2 separate regions of the Homo sapiens genome follow, and region 2 is linked to region 1. Evidence: read pairs that join two places in POLR2A ChIA-PET (ENCODE). Cell type or tissue: HepG2. All regions are shown on one strand. Each heading gives the region's core, and the rest is flanking DNA. Links, peaks and the distances in the headings are about the cores only. Region 1 overlaps MYH14 (myosin heavy chain 14). Region 2 overlaps LOC105372437 (a long non-coding RNA gene).

The links. Peaks named below come from ENCODE experiments on the same cell type or tissue, not always from the same donor. Only the 100,000 strongest peaks of a DNase experiment are listed, where the experiment ranks them.
Region 2: POLR2A ChIA-PET joins it to region 1 with 6 read pairs; 6 of 35 experiments call an interaction of 5 or more read pairs at or near these places.

Annotation. Positions count from the first base shown.
Region 1 is chr19:50,273,412-50,278,786 of GRCh38, reverse strand. MYH14 (myosin heavy chain 14) reads right to left here. Exons shown (of 43, transcript NM_001145809.2): 28 at 2,584-2,796; 29 at 1,886-2,030; 30 at 498-704. Among named protein-coding and RNA genes, the nearest start is that of KCNC3, 53 kb to the left of the region's middle. In HepG2, for the core only: a CTCF peak has its summit at 1,958 (motif pointing left); a DNase peak (open chromatin) is centred at 2,516; H3K4me3 peaks cover 363 bases.
Region 2 is chr19:50,343,863-50,349,237 of GRCh38, reverse strand. All of the region lies in intron 2 of LOC105372437 (a long non-coding RNA gene), which reads right to left. It also overlaps the pseudogene NAPSB. Among named protein-coding and RNA genes, the nearest start is that of KCNC3, 17 kb to the right of the region's middle. RefSeq lists enhancers at 1,768-1,917, 4,550-4,599. In HepG2, for the core only: no CTCF peak of the experiment used is centred there; a DNase peak (open chromatin) is centred at 2,037; H3K4me3 peaks cover 1,406 bases.

The sequences.
Region 1 (5,375 bases), core at 248-5,247:
GTGAGGCCGGTCTCGAACTTCTGACTTCAGGTGATCTGCCCGCCTCGGCCTCCCAAAGTACTGGGTATTATTATTATTATTTTGAGACAGGATCTCACTTTGTTGCCCAGGCTAGAGTGCAGTGGCACAATCACAGCTCATTGCAGCCTCGACCTCCCAGGCTCAAGGGATCCTCCTTCCTCAGTCCCCTGAGTAGCTGGGACTACAGGCACATGCCAGCATACCTGGCTAATTAAAATTTTTTTTTTTCTGAAGATGGGGTCTCACTATGTTGCCCAGGCTGGTCTCGAACTCCTGGGCTCAAGCAATCCTCCTGCCTTGGCCTCCCAAGTGCTAGAATTACAGACATGAGCCACTGTGCCCAGACTTGTACATGATTATGTTGGAAGAGCCAAACGAGACAATTGGTTTGATATGGACCAAATAGAAGCCCAGAGAGGGCAGGCATGTCACCAAGGTCACACAGCAGAAACCTCTGCCCTGCCCACCCCACTTACCTGGGCTCGCTGCAGCTTCTCAGCAGCCTCCGCTCGTGCCCTCTCCCCATCACCAGCCCGGCCCTGCACCTCCTGCAGCTGTAACTCCAGGCGGCGCCTCCGCTGCTCACCCTCCTGACGTGCAGTCTGCAGGCTGCTCAGTTCTGCCCGCAGCTCGGACACCTCGGCCTCCAGGGCCAGCCGGGTCTTCTCCCATGCACCTTTGCCCTGGTGTGGGAAGGAGATGAGCAAAGATCTATGAGGCCTTTCCTGGACCAGGCCAGGCACACTCCCATCTCAGGGCCTTTGCACTGGCTGTTCCCTCTGCCTGGAACACACTTCTCCCAGTGAACAAATAGCTCACCCCTCACTCCCAATTTTTTTTTTTTTTTTGAGACAGTGCTTCAGTCTTGTTGCCCAAGCTGGAGTGCAAAGGCACGATCTCTGCTCACTGCAACCTCCGCCTCCCAGGTTCAAGTGATTCTCCTGTCTCAGCCTCCCAAGTAGCTAGGATTACAGGCGCCCACCACCACGCCCGGCTAATTTTTTGTGTTTTTAGTAGAGATGGGATTTTGCCATGTTGGCCAGGCTGGTCTTGAACTCCTGACCTCAGGTGATCCACCCACCTCAGCCTCCCACAGTGCTGGGATTACAGCCATGAGCCACCACGTCTGGCCCATTTTTGTTTGTTTGTTTGTTTTTTGAGACAGAGTCTTGCTCTGTCACCCAGGCTGGAGTGGAATGGTACAATCTTGACTCACTTCAACCTCTGCTTCTTGGGTTCAAGTGATTCTCCTGCCTCAGCCTCTCAAGTAGCTGGGACTATAGGCGTGTGTGCCACCACGCCCAGCTAGTTTTTGTATTTTTAGTAGAGATGGGGTTTCACCATGTTGCCCAGGCTGGTCTCGAACTCCTGGCCTCAAGTGATCTGCCTGCCTCAGCCTCCCAAAGTTACAGGCAAGAGCCACCATGCCCGGCCACTCCCTCAGTTTTTTACCCTGATGTCACCTTCTCGCAGAATACCTCCACAGCCTCTCTACTTAAAAACTCACCCGCCTTAGAATTCTGATCCCTTTTTCCTGTTCATTATGGCCCCATAGCACTTATCACCCCAATATAAACTGAAAGTGTTTATATTGTTTACCCTCTGCCTCTCTCACTAAAAGGAAAGCTCCACAAGGGAAGGCAGTGCTGGTTGTTGGGTTCATGGCTGGTTCCCCAGCAATGCTCCTGGAACATAGTCCACACCCCATTAATGCTTGCTGAATGAAAGATGCACATGAATGCGTGAGGAAAGGGGCCCAGGGAGATGAGCTAGCCTAGAACCAGCCAGCGGTACCTCCTCCAACCCCGCGTCCTGCCCTGCCCTCCCCGTGGCCCCCCTGCCCTGTCCCCCTGCCCCAACCCACCCTCCGGGCCTGCTCCAGCTGCTCCGCCAGCTCCCCCAGGGCCTGGCCGTGGCGCTGCCTCAGCTCCTGCACTGCCGCCTCGTGGATGCGAGTCTCCTCCTCCAGAGTCTTCTTCAGCTCCGTCACCTCCTGTTCCCTCTTGGACCTTTATTGGGGGAAAGGAGAGAGGATGGGAATTTCAGAGCAGAGGAAGGCAGGGGCTTTGGGGGAGCTGGTTGTTTCTCCTTTTCATGTTTCCTTAAAATATGAGGGCCTCATGTTATGCTCCTCAGGAGATCTGGGTGGTGATGCTGTGGAAGGAGTGTGGCTTTAAGGGTGAACTCCTATTCACCTTTCAAAACCCTTTTCCAAAAGGCCCTTCCTCAGGAAAGTCTTCCTGGATCTCCCATAGACTTGGTTTAGGGGTCTTCACTTATCACCCACAGTGCCCCGTGTTACTCCGCTAAAGCACCCCTTGTTCTGGGTTGAGATTGTCTTTGCCTGAATCTGCCTCCCCTGAGACTGGAAGTTCCCAAGGGTAACACCTGGGTCTGACCCATCTCTGTCCCCAGCTTGACCCAGGCCGGACCTAGAGCCGGTGGTTCATGAACAACTGTACAATAAGTAAGCCTCTGTATAGACAGAGACTTTGTACCTAAGTCCTTCCCCCAGCCCTGTATGTGCACAGGCTGTGACAGCGGCCTGCCACCGGGCCTCACCGGAGCTCCTGCTGTGCGTTGGTGGAGTCCAGCGTGTCCTCCAGCTCGCCCCGCAGCGCCTCCAGCTCCTCGCCCAGGTCCCGGCGCTGCTTCTCCGCCTTGGTCCTGGCCACACGCTCAGACTCCAGGTCCTCCTGGGCCTCGGCCAGGGCTGCTTGAGCCTCCCGCAGGGATTTCAGCAGCTGGGCCCGGGCCCCACCCTCGTCTTCTGCCCTGGGGGTGACAAGAACCGTGGAGTTGATACAGGGGCAGGCCAGAGTGAGGCAATGATTTCTGGGGACTGAGAGGCTGGATGTGGGCTTTGGGAGTGGCCAGTCCCAGGTTAGAATCCTCTCTCTGCCACTGGGCACTTGGCTGCAGTACTAATTTAAGTTTTCTGAGACAGGGTCTCGCTCTGCTGCCCATGCTGGAGTGCAGTGGTGCAGTCACGGCTCACTGCAGCCTCAAATTCCTGGGCTCAAGTGATCCTCCTACCACAGCATCCCGTGTAGCTGAGACCACAGGTGCGGTCCACTATGCCTGGCTAATCTTTTTTCCCCAAAGAGACAAGGTCTGCCTATGTTGCCTAGGGCTGGTCTCGAACTCCTGGCCTCAAGTCATCCTCCCACCTCGGCCTTACAAAGTGCTGGGATTGCAGGAGTGAGCCACTTCGCCCAGCCTGACTCATTTCGAACCTCAGTTTTCTTAGCTGTAAAGTGGGAATGACAGCAACAGTAATCGTAGGAGACACTTAGTAAGTTCCTGCCTCATGCCAGTGCTTTACTTGTATCACCTCATTTAATGTTCCTGCCAAATGAGGAAACTGAGGTCTAGCGTGGAGAAAGCACTTGCCGAGGTTACCGGGTCCGTGAGTGGCTGGGTTGGCCCGGAGTCCCTCCTTACAGCTCTCACAGGGATGTGGCTTCCTGTCCCTTCACACAGCGTCATTGCAAAGAGAAGCTGGATCTGGGGGCAGCACCAACTGGGACCTGGGGGTTAATGGTTCAGGAGCCACACAGGCCTGGCTTAGTATCCTCTCCTGGCCCCCTGCTCCAACAAGTGACTTAAGAAGGGCAGGGTCCTGATTTGTGGGAGGACATGACGATGAACACTCCCCTTTACCAGGGTTGCTGGGGAGATGGCGATAAAAATAACTAAAGCACAAAAGGCCACATGTTGTATGAAATATCTAGAATAGGCAAATTCTATTTAGACAGAAAGTGGATCAGAGGCTGCCAGGCTGGGGAGAAGGAGGGATGGGGAGTGGCTGCTTTCTTTTTTTTTTTTTTTTTGAGAGAGAGGGTCTCGTTCTGTCACCTAGACCAGAGTGCAGTGGCACAATCATAGCTCACTGCAGCCTCGACTTCCCAGGTTCAAAGGATCCTCCCACCTCAGTCCTCTAAGTAGCTGAGACTACAGGCACATGCCACCATGCTTGGCTAATTTTTAAAAGTTTTTTGTAGAGACAGGGTCTCATTATATTGCCCAGGCTGGTCTTGAATTCCTGGGCTCAGGCGACCCTCCTGCCTCCTACTCTCAGAGTGCTGGATTATGGCGTGAGTCACTGTGCCTGGCTGTGATTGGTTAATACATACAGGGTTTCCTTTTGGGGGTGATAAAAAAGTTCTGGAGGCCAGCACAGTGGCTCATGCCTGTAATCCCAGCACTTTGGGAGGCCAAGGCAGGTGGATCACCTGAGGTCAGGAGTTTGAGACCAGCCTGGCCAACATAGTGAAACCCCGTCTCTGCTAAAAATACAAAAATTAGCTGGGTGTGGTGGTGGGCACCTGTAGTCCCAGCCACTCGGGAGGCTGAGGCAGGAGAATTGCTTGAACCCAAGAGGCGGAGGATGTAGTGAGGCAAGATCATGCCACTGCACTCCAGCCTGGGCGACAGGGCAAGACTCCAGCTCAATAAAAGAGAAAATGTTCTAGAACTAGATAGAGGTGATGGTTACACAGCATTGTGAATGGGCAAAATCTACTGAATTGTACATTTAAAAAATGGTTACTTTTATGTGAATTTCACCTCAGTAAAAAAGAAAAAAATTAACAAGAGTAATAAAGTAGTAACAGAAACATCCGGCATTTATTGAGGGCTCAGGGTATGCGAAGTGTCTGAGGAGCACTTTCTTCTTTAACCCTCACACTAACCTTAGGAGTACTGTCTACAATTACCCCATTTTATAGATGAAAAAACTGAGGCTAGAGAGGTGATGTGATTTGCATGAGGTCACATGACTAGAAAGGGGAGAAGCCAGGATTCCAACCCAGAAGTCAGACTCAAAGATGTGTGTTCACGGCCGGGTGCAGTGCCTCACGCCTATAATCCTAACCTCAGCGAATGGATCACCTGAGGTTGGGAGTTCCAGACCAGCCTGGGCAACATGGTGAAAGCCCGTCTCTACTAAAAATACGAAAATTAGCTTGTTGGCGGGCACCTGTAATCCCAGCTACTTGGGAGGCTGAAGTACAAGAATTGCTTGAACCTGGGAGGCAGAGGTTGCAGTGAGCCGAAATCACACCATTGCACTCCAGCCTGGGAAACAGGGCAAGACTCCGTTTCAAAACAAAACAAAGACGTGTTCTTAACCACACACACACACACACACACACACACACACCCCCCATGTTCCATCAACTCTAAGATGCACAGTTTTTCACATTTTAACATCTCCGAAATGGAGCTGTACTTGTAATCAAGTGGGTCTTAGATTGCATGAAGCACAGTGCATAAAAAGCATTTGAAACACTAAGCACCACATTTGGCATACAGTAGGAGCTCAATTACTGTGAACGAGTGTAAATATAATT
Region 2 (5,375 bases), core at 138-5,137, 71 kb before region 1:
ATACAAGTAAAGTATTAGCCAGAACAGAAGAAAAAGGGGTGCCCAAATGCATAATCTTAAGATTTGACGCTGTGCTGTCATTAATAGCAATAAGTTAGGAGCAGGATGTGGCTCTTTTAATTAGGAAAAAACTACATGACCGAAAATAAGTACATCTGTCATGAATCAGGATTGTGTGGAAAAGAATGTGGGTACTGGTCTTGTGTCATTTAGGCTACTTGGGAAAAAAAAAATGAAAAAGATCCTGTTTTGCTCCAAAAAGGGAAAGGAAGCCTGTCCTGCATGAGTGGAAGCTGCAACCCTTTAAAATTAGTAATCACAAGCCCCTCAGACCCAAAATAGAAAAAAGGAAAATACTTATCTCTAGGCATTGATGGAAAAAGACTAGACCCTAGGGTAAACATTTTAATAAAAGGAGAGGTTCGAACATGCTCTCCAGAGCCAGTATTTCACACTTTCTATGATGAACAAAATGTGCCAGTGCCTGAAATTCCAGGAAAAACTAGACATTTGTTTTTGCAGTTAGCCGAGCATGTAGCCCAGTCTCTAAAAGTCACTTCGTGTTTTGTTTGTGGAGCAACTGTAACAGGAGATCAGTGGCCATGGGAAGCCCGAGAATGAGTTCCTACAGACCCAGTTCCTGATGAATTCTCGGCCCAAAAGAACCACCCTGACAATTTCTGGGTTCTAAAAGCCTCAATTATTGGACAATGTTGCATAGCTAGAGAAGGAAAAGAATTCACTCATCCTGTAGGACAGGTTAGTTGTCTTGGACAAAAACTGTATAATGGTACCACAAAAACAGTTACATGGTGGAGTTCCAATTACACGGAAAAAAATCCATTCCGTAAATTTCCAAAATTGCAGACTGTTTAGGCCCACCCAGAATTCCACTGGGACTGGACTGCCCCTACTGGGTTATACTGGATATGTGGACATAGAGCTTATGCTAAGCTATCTGATCAGTAGACAGGTAGCTGTGTAATTGGCACTATTAAACCATCTTTCTTCCTGCTGCCCATAAAAACAACAAACTCTTAGGATTCCCTGTCTATGCTTCCCGTGAAAAACGAAGCATAGCCATAGGTAACTGGAAAGATGATGATGGCCCCCTGAAAGAATTATACAATACTATGGGCCCGCCACTTGGGCATAAGATGGCTCATAGGGATATTGGACCCCCATCTACATGCTCAACTGAATCATACAGTTGCAAGCTGTTTTAGAAATTATTACTAATTAAACTGGTCAAGCCTTGACTGTTCTTGCCCGGCAAGAGACTCAGATGAGGAATGCTATCTACCAAAATAGACTAGCTCTCGACTACTTGCTAGCAGCTGAAGGAGGAGTTTGTGGAAAATTTAACCTTACTAATTGCTGTCTCCACATAGATGATCAAGGGCAAGTAGTTGAAGACATAGTTAAAGATATAACAAAACTGGCACATGTACAGTGCGAGTGTGGCACGGATTTGATCCTGAGGCCATGTTTGGAAATTGGTTCCCAGCAATAGGAGGGCTTAAAACTCTTATAATAGGAGTTATAATAGTAATAGGAATCCGCTTACTACTCCCTTGTTTGCTACCTATACTTCTTCAAATGATAAAAAGCTTCATCACTACCTTAGTTCACCAGAATGCTTCAGCACGAGTATATTATTTGAATCACTATCAATCTATTGCACAGGAAGACATAAGTAGTAAAAATGAAAGTGAGAACTTCCACTAATACCATGAGTGAGAGTCTCAAAGCGGGGAAATGAGAGAAGAGAGAAAGAGACCCCCCCATATTGTTCTATATTGTTTCATACTCAGTACCTGTTTTAAGAAGAAACAAGGAAGCGAAACCAAAGGCAGGCAGCCCGGCGCCATGCACCAGACCCAAAACCAGACCCAAAACCAGGCCTGGGCCTGCCTGACCTTAGCCTGATAGTTAAAATTCAACCCATGACCTAGCAACCGATTATCCATAAATTCCAGACATTGTATGGAAAGACATTGTGAAACTTCTCGTTCTGTTCTGCTTTGCTCTGATTACTGGTGCATGCAGCCCCTGTCACATACCCCCTAGATTGCTCAATCAATCACGGTCCTTTCATGTAAAATCTTTAGTGTTGTGAACCCTTAAAAGCGACAGAAATTGTGCACTCAACAAGCTTGAATTTTAAGATGCTAGTCTGCTGATGCTTCCAGCTGATTAAAAGCTACTTCCTTCACTATCTCGGTGTCTGTGGGGTTTTCTCCACAGCTTGTCCTGCTACACTAGAATAGCATATCCAGTGAAAATATTCTTCAAGCATGAAGGAGAAATAAAGACTCTCCCAGAACAAACAAAGCTGAGGAATTTCATCAACACCGGATCTGTCCTACAAGAAATGCTAAAGGGAGTACTTCAGTCAGAAAGAAAAGCATGTTAATGAGTGATAAAAAATCATCTGGGCCAGACGCGGTGGCTCACGTGTGTAATCCCAGCACTTTGGAAGGCAGAGACATGTGGATCACGAGGTCAGGAGATCGAGACCATCCTGGCTAACACGGTGAAACCCCGTCTCTACTAAAAATACAAAAAAATTAGCCGGATGTGGTGGTGGGTGCCTGTAGTCCCAGCTACTCGGGAGGCTGAGGCAGGAAAATGGCATGAACCCGGGAGGTGGAGCTTGCAGTGAGCTGAGATCGCACCACTGCACTCCAGCCTGGGTGACAGAGCAAGACTCCGTCTCAAAAAAAAAAAAAAAAATCATCTGAAGGTACAAAACTCACTGCTAATAGTAAGCACACAGAAAAACATGGTGTATTGTAACAGTATAACTATGGTGTGTGAACAACTCTTAAGTAGAAAAACTAAAGGATGAACCAATCAAAAATAATAACTACAACAACGCTTCAAGACATAGACAGTACAATAAGATATAAATACAAACAACAAAAAGTTAAAAAGTTGGGGACAAAGTGAAGGTGTAGAGTTTTTACTAATTTTCTTATTGTTTGTTGGTTTGTTGGTTTGTTTATGCAAACAGTGTTAAGTTTATGTTGTCAGCTTAAAATAATGGGTTATAAGATAGTATTTATGGCAGGGCACAGTGGCTTACGCCTGTAACCCCAGCACTTTGGGAGGCCAAGGCAGGCGGATCATGAGGTCAGGAGATCGAGGCCATCCTGGCTAACACGGTGAAACCTCGTCTCTACTAAATATACAAAAAAAAAAAAAAAAAAATAGCCAGGTGTGGTGGCAGGCACCTGTAGTCCCAGCTACCCTGGAGGCTGAGGCAGGAGAATGGCGTCAACCCAGGAGGCAGAGCTTGCAGTGAGCCGAGATCGAGCCACTGCACTCCAGCTTGGGTAACAGAGCGAGATTCCATCTCAAAAAAAAAAAAAAAAAAAGACAATATTTGCAAGCCTCATGGTAACCTCAAATCAAAAAACATACAACAGATACAAAAAAAAAAGCAAAAAATTAAATCATATGACCAAGGAAAATTATCTTCTCTAAAAGGAAAACAGAGGCCAGGTGTGGTGGCTCACATGTGTAATCCCAGCACTCTGGGAGGCTGAGGCGGGTGGATCACCTGAAGTCAGGAGTTTGAGATCAGTATGGCCAACATCATGAAACCAAATCTCTATTAAAAATACATAAATTAGCCAGGTGCAGTGGCACGCGCCTGTAGTCCCAGCTACTCGGGAGGCTGAGGCGAGAATCGCTTGAATCCAGGAGGCAGAGGTTGCAGTGAGCCGAGATTGCACCACGGCACTCCAGCCTGGGCGACAATGAGATTCTGTCTCAAAAATAAATGAATAAATAAATAAATAAATAACATGAAAGAAGGACAGAAAGAAGAGAATACTACAAAACAACCAGAAAACAAGTAACAAAATGTCAGGAGGACGTCCTTATCAAGAACAACATTGAATGTAAATGGACTAAACTCTCGAATAAAAAGATATAGAACGGATGAATGGATGAAAAAGAAGACCCAATGTTTTGTTGCTTACAAGAAACATACTTCACCTACAAATAAGAGTCTGGGTCCTCAGACGCAGGCAGTCCCACTTCATATGGGAGGGCAGGCTTATAATCAGTTCCTCTCTCCCTTCCCCAGGCCCTTCACAGACACCTGCTGGTCCCTCCCACTTGGCCAAGGAAACACTGTGGTTAATGAGTCTCAGAAAAGTGATGTGAAAGTGAGAAGTAAAAGTGACAGAGGCTAAAGGATGGGGGGTGGGAGGCAGTCCCAGCAGAGGACACCCCACGACCACCACCCCCCAAGTAGGGAATGAGGAGCACTAAGGACACAGGATACAACTTTTGTTGACACTACACAAATACTCTGCACAAATCTTCAAAAACATCCTTGTCCCCCTGTGTCACCTGCTGAGAGACCTCGTGTTCTGGTCACCTCCTAAACCGGGAGGTGGGGCATAAACAGGGTGGAGTCACAGGGGAAAGAAAACTAGGAAGCCTGGGTTCACACCCGGCTCCCCAGCAATGTCTCCACCACTGCTGCTGCTACCCTTGCTGCTGCTGCTGCCTCTGCTGAATGTGGAGCCTGCTGGGGCCACACTGATCCGGTATGGTGACCCCATTTGCCACCCCCAAACCTGGGAGGGATTCTCTGCTTTTTGCCCTTTAAGTCTGGGGCTCCTGGTTCAGTGATTCCCAAACCTGGCACCCAGGATCCTTGACTCTTCTTTCTTGGCTTTCCAGATCTCTAAAGTGGGCTCTCACCCCGAGGGCTCTACTCTGACATCTCCTAAGATCAGAGCTCCCTTTTATTTATTTATTTTTTTTGAGACAGAGTTTCACTCTTGTTGCCCAGGCTGGAGTGCAATGGCACGATCTTGGCTCACCACAACCTCCACCTCCTGGGTTCAAGCGATTCTCCTGCCTCAGCCTCCCAAGTAGCTGGGATTACAGGCATGTGCCACACCACCCCGGCTAATTTTGTATTTTTAGTAGAGATGGGGTTTCTCCATGTTGATCAGGCTGGTCTTGAACTCCCGACCTTAGGTGATCTGCCCACCTCAGCCTCCCAAAGTGCTGGGATTACAGGCGTGAGCCACCACGTCTGGCTCAGAGCTCCTTTTTTAAAATAATTTTTTTCTTTTTATTTATTTATTTGTTGAGATTGGGTCTTGCTGTGTCACCCAGGCTGGAGTGCAGTAGTGCGATCATGGCTCACTGCAGCCTCAAACTCGTGGTCTTAAGCCATTCTTCCACCTCAGCCTCCCAAGTAGCTGGGACTACAGGCATGTGTCACCATGCCCAGCTAATTTTTGAAATTTTTTGTAAAGAAGAGGGTATCCCTATGTTTTGCAGGCTGGTCTCCATGTCCTGGGCTCGAGCAATCCTCTCACCTCAGCTTCCCAAAGTGCTGGAAT